Regions from separate parts of the Homo sapiens genome. Here region 2 is linked to region 1. A link is an interaction called in ENCODE POLR2A ChIA-PET data of the cell type or tissue named here. Cell type or tissue: OCI-LY7. All regions are shown on one strand. Links, peaks and the distances in the headings refer to the core of each region. The heading gives the core; the rest is flanking DNA.

Region 1 (4,000 bases), core at 1-4,000:
TTTTTTTAATTAGCAAGTTGTAGTGGCTCGTGCCTATAGTCCCAGCTACTCAGGAGGCTGAGATAGGAGGATCACCTGAGCCCAGAAGTTAAGGCTGCAGTGAGCTGTGATTATGCCACTGCACTTTGTACCACCATGCCCAGCTATTTTTTTTTTTTTTTTTGTAGAGACGAGGTCTCCCTATGTTGCCCAGGCTGGTCTGAAACTCCTACGCTCAAGTGATCCTCCCACTTCAGCCTCCCAAAGTGCTGGGATTACAGGCATGACCCACCATTCCCGGTCTGGGTGGGACATTTCTACAAACTTCACCGGCCCAGTGAGGGAGCATAAGTCTGTTCTACCCCTGAGGAATCTCGGGGAAGTAAACTGCCCAAGGTCATATGACTGGTATTGGTGGAGTGCTCACCCAGAACCTTCACCACCAATCAGCTCTGTTTGTAACATTTAATACTAAACTGTAGTCTAATTTGCTTATCTCATGAATTAAAATTTACAGGGGACCTTCTCCTTGAGGTGTTCTACAAAATGGCTTCATTCCAGTTGCTCTTCAAATCCTTAAGTCAGAACACATTAGTCTTCATAAAATCAACTTGTGGGGATTAAACAGCAACAGCATTAAATAACAATAAAGAGATTTAAAAACAAAAAACTAGAAAATATCGGAGCACATGGTACAGCACAAGAGTAAAATTACGGCTTGGTGAAATTTCCCTGGGTTTATTTGCATGTATGTGGGTACTCGCTCAGAGTATAAATGTTTTTTACTGTGGGCCAGGGTAAAAAATGTAGTAGGCCATGGCTTTACATCAGGAAAGGTTTCTTATATATCGGAAATGGACTGCTGACAAAAATCTTCCCTCTAATCTCCTCTCACCCTCTCCTCAAGTACCTCCACTTAAGAACCTCATAGAGCCTGGGTAGCTTAGCCCAGGTAAAGCGTTAATCTGAGGATCCAGGGTTCAAGGACAGGCACTAAAAAAAAAAAAAAGTCCCCTAGAGTACAGCTCTGAGTTCCCCAAAGGGTCTCACTCTACAATAGGCATGGTAGAGGCAGTGAGCTTATGCCAGGAAGGGAGGCACTTCAGCCTCTCAGCCTCCTGCAGAAGGCTGGGCTTTCTCCACCAACACCTCCCTAGGCATTACCCTCTGCCTCAGGCTTCTAGGTAGGCAAAAGAGAATGAAGGATGACAGCCCCCCTAAAAGGAGCAATCGGGGGACAAGTCTTCAAAAATCCGCTACAGGAGGGCTCCCCTTCAACCTACCCAGAAAGTTGCTGTAGTGAGATGAAATGTTCAAGCAGGCAGTTTGTTCTAATTTCAGGAAGGTTCCCTGAACACTGGCCAAGTGTGAGGCAGGGCTGCAGACACAAAGAAAAACGATTCATCCCCCAGCAATCAGAGGGGAATACAGACATGACAAACTGGCAATTACCATGCACGGCCAGCTAGGTGTTCTAGGCACTGAGAGAGGCTCCCTGGAGGAGTAATATCTGAGTCTTAAAGGAGAGGAGGCATGGAACAGATGAATGAGGGAAAGGTTGTTCCAGGAAGAGATTTGCAAGTTCAGGAAACTGGAGGTTAGGGAATGCAGTTTGAAGGCAAGATGAGGCAACACTCTGTCCAGGGGCTTCCCCACAATATATTTTTTTTTTTTTGAGACAGAGTCTTGCTCTATTGCCCAGGCTAGAGTGCTGTGGCGCAATCTTAGCTCACTGCAACCTCTTCCTCCCAGGTTCGAGCGATTCTCCTACCTCAGTCTCCTGAGTAGCTAGGATTACGGGCGCCTGACACCACACTCAGCTAATTTTTATATTTTTAGTAGACAGGGTTTCGCCATGTTGACCAGGCTGGTCTTGAACTCCTGACCTTGGGTGATCCATCTGCCTCAGCCTCCCAAAGTGCTGGGATAACATGCGTGAACCACCTCGCCCGGCCCCCCACAGCATTTAGAATAAAATCCAAATGCCTTCTTTTCCCCCTCACCCATGCCTGTTTCATCTTCTCCACTTGTTCCCTCTCCTCCAGCAACACTGGCCTTCCAGAAGGTTCCTCAGCTCAGGATCTCACTTTGCTCTTCCCTCCATCTAGAAGACCTCCTTCTTCAGCTCAGCCCAGCTGCAATGTCACCCCCACTGCTAAATCAGGCACTATCACTTCCTGGGCCATAACCCTGGGCCTTTTTAATAGTCCTTATTACTATTAATAGTCCATCTTTAGTATGTCTGTCTTCCTGTTTGTTTACTTGTTTTTTGTTTGTCTCTCTCACATATGCACAGGCAAAATACAAGGTAGCACATGGCATGAGTTCAATACATATCTTTGAAGAAATTAGTTGATGGAGAGGTGACAGGCTAGCTCAGGAGGGTGATACTGGGAAGTTTGGATTTTACCCTGAAAGCACTGAGGAAATCCTAAGGATTTTTTTTTTTTTTTTTTTTTTGGTGGGGGATGGAGTCCAGCTGTGTCACCCAGGCTAGAGTGTAGTGGTGCAATCTCAGCTCACTGCAACCTCCGCCTCCCAGGTTCAATCAGTTCTCCTGCCTCAGCCTCCCGAGTAGCTGGGATTACAGGCACGCACCAGCACACCTGGTTAATTTTTGTATTTTTAGTAGAGACGAGGCTTCACCATGTTGGCCAGGCTGGTCTTGAACTCCTGACCTCATGATCCGCCAGCCTCGGCCTCCCAAAGTGCTGGGATTACAGGCATGAGCCACTGAGCCCGGCCTGGAAATCACTAAGGATTTTAAGGGGAGATTAATATGATTTACATTTCATTAAGTTCACTCCAGAAACAGACTCCCTTGCGGGTCCCAGTATGGAATTAGGAGGTTGTTCTAGAACACAAATGACAAAGAACTAAGGCACAGGCTGTGGAAACAGGACTTGTGAGTGCAAATCTGTGTCACATTAGGCATGAGGGACAAGGGAGACAGAAGCCCTGGGTTCCTGACCTGGCAGCCCAGCCACCAAGAAGGTTAGGGGCTTCCTAACCCTAGCTAGGCAGCTAGCCACCAAGCAGCTGAACAAATATTTGAACTTGTTGAGTCTGAGGGGCTTGCTGGTCTGCAGCTCACATTGGGAAAGGACTCAGGGCCTCAGAAGGGAGGTAAAAATGTGACAGGCTTGAAGCAGGGAATGAAGGCTGCTGAGCTAGCCCATGCCTGATGGTCCTTTTCCCCCTGACCTCGTTGGGTGAAAGTGAGGGCATGTTTGAGGAGTTTTAGCCTTGGCCACAGCGAAACAGCTCAAACCAACCCACTCCAACCTCTCATCAACCTGTGGTTGCCATTTACTGACCACCTACATAGCACACAGTGTCATCTCTCAAGGTGGTAACACTCATCCTTTACAAATGTCAATGACACCTCCCATGCAGATACTCATCAATGGCCATGATGTTTCAGTCAAGCAGGCTGAGTAAGCTCTAGGGATCTGATATACAACAGTGTACCTACAATAGCATATTATATGCTTAAAAACATATTAAGACAGATCTCATGTTAGGTGTTTTTACCACAATGACATTTTTAAAAACTGTCGGCCGGGCGCGGTGGCTCACGCCTGTAATCTCAGCACTTTGGGAGGCTGAGGCGGGTGGATCACGAGGTCAGGAGATCAATCGAGACCATCCTGGCTAACACGGTGAAACCCCGTGTCTACTAAAAATACAAAAAATTAGCTGGGCATGGTGGCGGGCGCCTGTAGTCCCAGCTACTCAGGAGGCTGAAGCAGGAGAATGGCGTGAACCCAGGAGGCGGAGCTTGCAGTGAGCAGAGATCGCGCCACTGCACCCCAGCCTGGGCGACAGAGCAAGACTCTGTCAAAAAAAAAAACAAAAAACTGTCAAGGTGTAAAGTACCAATTCAAAGGTACTTAGGGAACATCTAGGCATTGAGAACCTTTATGTCTGTGGAATACTATAAGGCAACAAAGTGTTCTTTATCTGGGGATATATATATACATATGGCCATGGATGATAATAGACTTCCTGATTGGTTTTC
Region 2 (4,569 bases), core at 1-4,000, 60 kb before region 1:
TGTAATCCTAGCACTCTGGGAGACTGAGGCAGGAGGATCACTTGAGGCCAGGAGTTCAAGGCCAGCTTGAGCAACTTAGTGAGACACTGTCACCAAAAAAAGAAAAGAAAGAAAATTAGCCAGGAGTGGTGGCATGTGCCTCTAGTCCTACCTACTTGGGAGGCTAAGACAGGAAGATTACTTGAGCCCAGGAGTTCAAGGCCACAGTGAACTATGACTGCATTGCTGCATGCCAGCCTGGGTGACAGTGTGAGACCCTGTCCCCAAGAAAAGAAAAAAAAAGAGGAGAGGAGGGGAGGAGAGGGGGGGAGGGGGGAGGAGAGGGGATGGGGGAGGAGAGAGGGGAGGGGAGGGGGGAAGGGAGGGAAGTGGGGAGGGGAGGGGGGAAGGGATGGGGAGGGAAGAGGGGTGGGGAGGGGAAGGGGGAAGGAGAGGGGGGAAGGAGAGGGGAGGGGGAAGGGGAGGAGGGAAGGAGTGGGGGAGGGGAGGGGAGGGGAGAGGATTTACTAATGTCCTACCCTGTGCCTAGTATGGAGCTAGGCTCAGTTAAGAATCTAAAAGAGGCCAGGCATGGTGACTCATGTCTGTAATCCCAGCACTTGGGAGGCTAAGGTAGGAAGGTCACTTGAGGCCAGGAGTTTGAGACCAGCCTGGGCAACAAAGTGAAACCCTGTCTCTACAAAAAATAAAAATAAAAAAAATTTAGCCAAGCGTGGTATGTGTGACTATAGTCTCAGCTACTCAGGAGGCTGACGTGGGAGGATCATTTGAGTGTGGGACATCAAGGCTGCAGTGAGCTGTGATCATGCTATTGGACTCCAGCCTGGGTGACAGAGTGAGACCCTATCTCAAGTTAAAAAAAAAAAAAGAATCTAAAAGAGAAGACATTCAAGAGGCCAGGACGAAACCTAAGGACTCAGTATCACCTAACTAGATGTTAGTGAGGAAAGACATGGGGAGAAAGGCTCTGAGAGAGGTGTGATTTTCAGAGGAGTGATGAATGAAAGGATAAATAAATACTTATTGAATGAAAGTTGGAGAAGACTTTTCAAAAAAGAAGTGAACCAGAAAGAGTGTAATGTTGAAAATCAGGGCTGATTCTCAGCCAGTGTGGTTAGTATGACCATACCATTGGCTAACTATTGAAATATACCTGTATTTGTTGGTAAAGAGCTGCTGCTAACTACTGTCCTCCACCACCACCAGTCTCCCCATGCACCAGCCCCTCCCTCCCCGAAGACCACTTAGCTCTCCCCATGATCTAGCAACTAAATAAAATGACTCCTGACACAGTAGAGTGTCTCCAGGACCCTGCTCCAACTCTACTGCCAGCATTAGCAGTTCTCTATATCAGCTAATACTTATTAAGCAGCTTCTATATGTCAGGTACTTTATGGTGTGATTACAATTACCAAACACAACATTCATTTTGACTGATGAGAAAACAATTTTAAAGACATTGTGTAACCCACCCATAGTGTAATGGAAAGAGCACCAGTCAGAATCTAGGCCTATTGGCTCTTAAACAAATGTTCTCTCTGTTATACAAAATAGAGGTAAAAGCAGCATTAATTTGGTATTTATTTATTTATTTATTTATTTATTTATGTTTTTTTTTTTTGAGATGGAGTCTCGCTCTGTCGCCCAGGCTGGACTGCGGACTGCAGTGGCGCAATCTCGGCTCACTGCAAGCTCCGCTTCCCGGGTTCACGCCATTCTCCTGCCTCAGCCTCCCGAGTAGCTGGGACTACAGGCGCCCGCCACCGCGCCCGGCTAATTTTTTGTATTTTTAGTAGAGACGGGGTTTCACCTTGTTAGCCAGGATGGTCTCGATCTCCTGACCTCATGATCCACCCGCCTCGGCCTCCCAAAGTGCTGGGATTACAGGCGTGAGCCACCGCGCCCGGCCTAATTTGGTATTTATTGATGAATACCTGTTGTTTCACCATTTGCTACTCCGTGTGGGTAAGATGTTTAACTGAGAACAGGATGAAGGCTGAGGAGAAGCAGTGAGATTTCTCAAACTGGTCTCTGAGATTGGTGTAGTTTCATGTTTCAACAGGGCACTATGTGTGGAAGGTGGACTGCAGCAGGCCAAACTACGGAAAGGATGCCTTGGAGGTTACCAAAGAGAAAAATAGGCACAGCTTAAAGTGATAACAGATACAGGGAATGGTTTTTGTGTTTGTTTTTGCTTTTTTCAAGGTTAGGGGATAATTAAACATAGTTAAAGGAAATGAGAGAAGAAAAGCTTAACAATTAAAGAGGAATTAGATCAATAGTTTTCCTTGGCCAGGTATGATGGTGACACCTGTCATCCTAGCACTTTGGGAGGCTGAGATGGGAGGACTGCCTGAGGCCAGTAGTTCAAGACCAATGAGACCATGTCTCTACCAAAAAACTTTTTAATTAGCTGGGTGCAGTGGCATGTGCCTATAGTCCCAGCTACTCAGGAGGCTGAGGTGGGAGGATAGCTTGAGCCCAGGAGTTTGAGGCTACAGTGAGCTATGATCGTGCTACTGCGCTCCAGCCTGGGCAACAGAGAAAGACCGTGTCTCTTAAAAAAAAAAAAAAGTTTTCCTTCACATGAAGAAAAGATGTGTAAATTTGGAGAGAAAGAGAGAAAATCTGAGATATAAACAGTAATAATAATGCTAACACTTATTGAGTATTCTGTGTCAGGCTCTATTCTAAGAGCTATACAATAAGATCTTGATACTTTTCATCCCACATAAACTCAATGAGGTAGGTATCATTATTCTCATTGTAAAGATGAGAAAACTGAGGAAGAGAGTGTAAGAAAGGTGGGAAGTTAAAGGAGACAATATGATTACAAGGTACAATAACATTAGCTACCCTTTAGTGAGTACTTATGAAGTGCCAGATGTGTATGCCCAGCACTTGGCATATATTAATTCATTGAATCCTAACAACCATGATATGACATTTATGCATTCAGTTGTATCATTTTTACTTCTCAGATGCATCAGCTTCCTAGGAATTATTTTGGAGGAAAAAAATTGTAGTCCCAGGGCCTGGACCCCAAAAGCAAAATTATACTGTTCTATTATTTCTTAATGAAAATGATTTGCTTACTATATTTTGCAGCTACCAGGAAGAGTGAAGCCACAAGCACTCTAAAAATCCAAAATTCTTACCGTTAGGAGAATAATGCTTGGTGGTTTCATGGGATACTCTGGTGGCAGTACTATCCGCCCGTGATAAACTCCTCCATCAAAATCGGAGTCTGGGGGCCCTCTAACCGTGAAGTGCCATTCAAAAAGGTTATCCTGAACAAAAACAATAATCCACAAGGAATTAATAATATTGAAAAGTTTGATCATTTTATCTGAATATTAGAAATATTACCAAGCAAGAAAAATTAAATGCTTTATATTATTGCTAGTATAGTTTCTAATGCATGAGATGTCTCGAGACTATAAGTGATAAATTAAATTTATAAGTAAAAGCTATTTAATCTAGCTTTCATGTTCCATTGAGCTAAAATATTTTATAATAAACACATTAAAAATTTCTGAGTGTTGTTATATATTCATAAGTAACTTACAGGTTTAAATTGGAAATTAATCCTTGAAAGAATAGCAAATTATGATAATTATATAATCAAAAAATTACTATGTTTGGGTTATTTTAACAAATCTTTAAAAATTATCCCTTATAGATGCCTAAGAGCTTATTTATAAAATGGTAATACTAATGTATTTAATGTCATCTTACAGTTACCATGTACTTTTCAGTTTACAAAATACTTGCACTTAAGTTATGATATTTTTATTCCCACTGTTACCATGAAAACCTGCCTGGGTATATTTAAATACCCTCCTTTTACAAATGAGAAGACTGAGAGAGGCCGAGATGTTTATACAAAAAGCCTTGAGTAGCTACGGAGACCCATCAAAAGGCTTCCAAACTGTAAAGTATCTGGGGTTCTTTCCACCTCCCCTCCCTCAGACTCAAGATCTAACCTCGGCCGGGTGCAGTGGCTCACGCCTGTAATCCCAGCACTTTGGGAGGCCAAGGCGGGTGGATCACGAGGTCAGGAGTTTGAGACCAGCCTGACCAACATGGTGAAACCCTGTCTCTACTAAAAATACAAAAATTAGCCGGGCGTGGTGGTGGGGGCCTGTAATCCCAGCTATTCAGGAGGCTGAGGCAGGAGAATTGCTTGAACCTGGGAGGTAGAGGTTGCAGTGAGCCGAGATCACATCACTGCACTCCAGCCTGGGCAACACAGTGAGACTCCGCCTCAAAAAAAAAAAAAAAAAAAAAAAGATCTAACCTCAACTTAGCATCTGAGACCCATTTTATAAAGACCACAAAATCCGTTTCTTCTAAAGTGATTTGGAATGGCTAATGAAATATTCATGAAATATGGTGAATAAAACGTCAAACTACATCACACACATCTGTAATGACTCAAAGCAATGAAAAGCAATTTTAAAAAATTTGTTTTAAATATTAAAATCCATATGAAGAACATGGAGATAGAAACTAACCTCTAAAGGCTGCGCATGGTAATGATCTGTTGGATCTTTCAATTCTGCCGCT

Evidence for each region. Peaks named below come from ENCODE experiments on the same cell type or tissue, not always from the same donor. Only the 100,000 strongest peaks of a DNase experiment are listed, where the experiment ranks them.
Region 2: POLR2A ChIA-PET joins it to region 1 with 5 read pairs; 9 of 35 experiments call an interaction of 5 or more read pairs at or near these places.

The regions. Positions count from the first base shown.
Region 1 is chr6:89,399,622-89,403,621 of GRCh38, forward strand. The region is part of intron 1 of RRAGD (Ras related GTP binding D); the gene reads right to left. Among named protein-coding and RNA genes, the nearest start is that of RRAGD, 11 kb to the right of the region's middle. In OCI-LY7, for the core only: no CTCF peak of the experiment used is centred there; a DNase peak (open chromatin) is centred at 2,140.
Region 2 is chr6:89,339,166-89,343,734 of GRCh38, forward strand. UBE2J1 (ubiquitin conjugating enzyme E2 J1) reads right to left here. Exons shown (of 8, transcript NM_016021.3): 2 at 4,518-4,569; 3 at 3,159-3,290. Among named protein-coding and RNA genes, the nearest start is that of UBE2J1, 11 kb to the right of the region's middle. In OCI-LY7, for the core only: no CTCF peak of the experiment used is centred there; no DNase peak of the experiment used is centred there.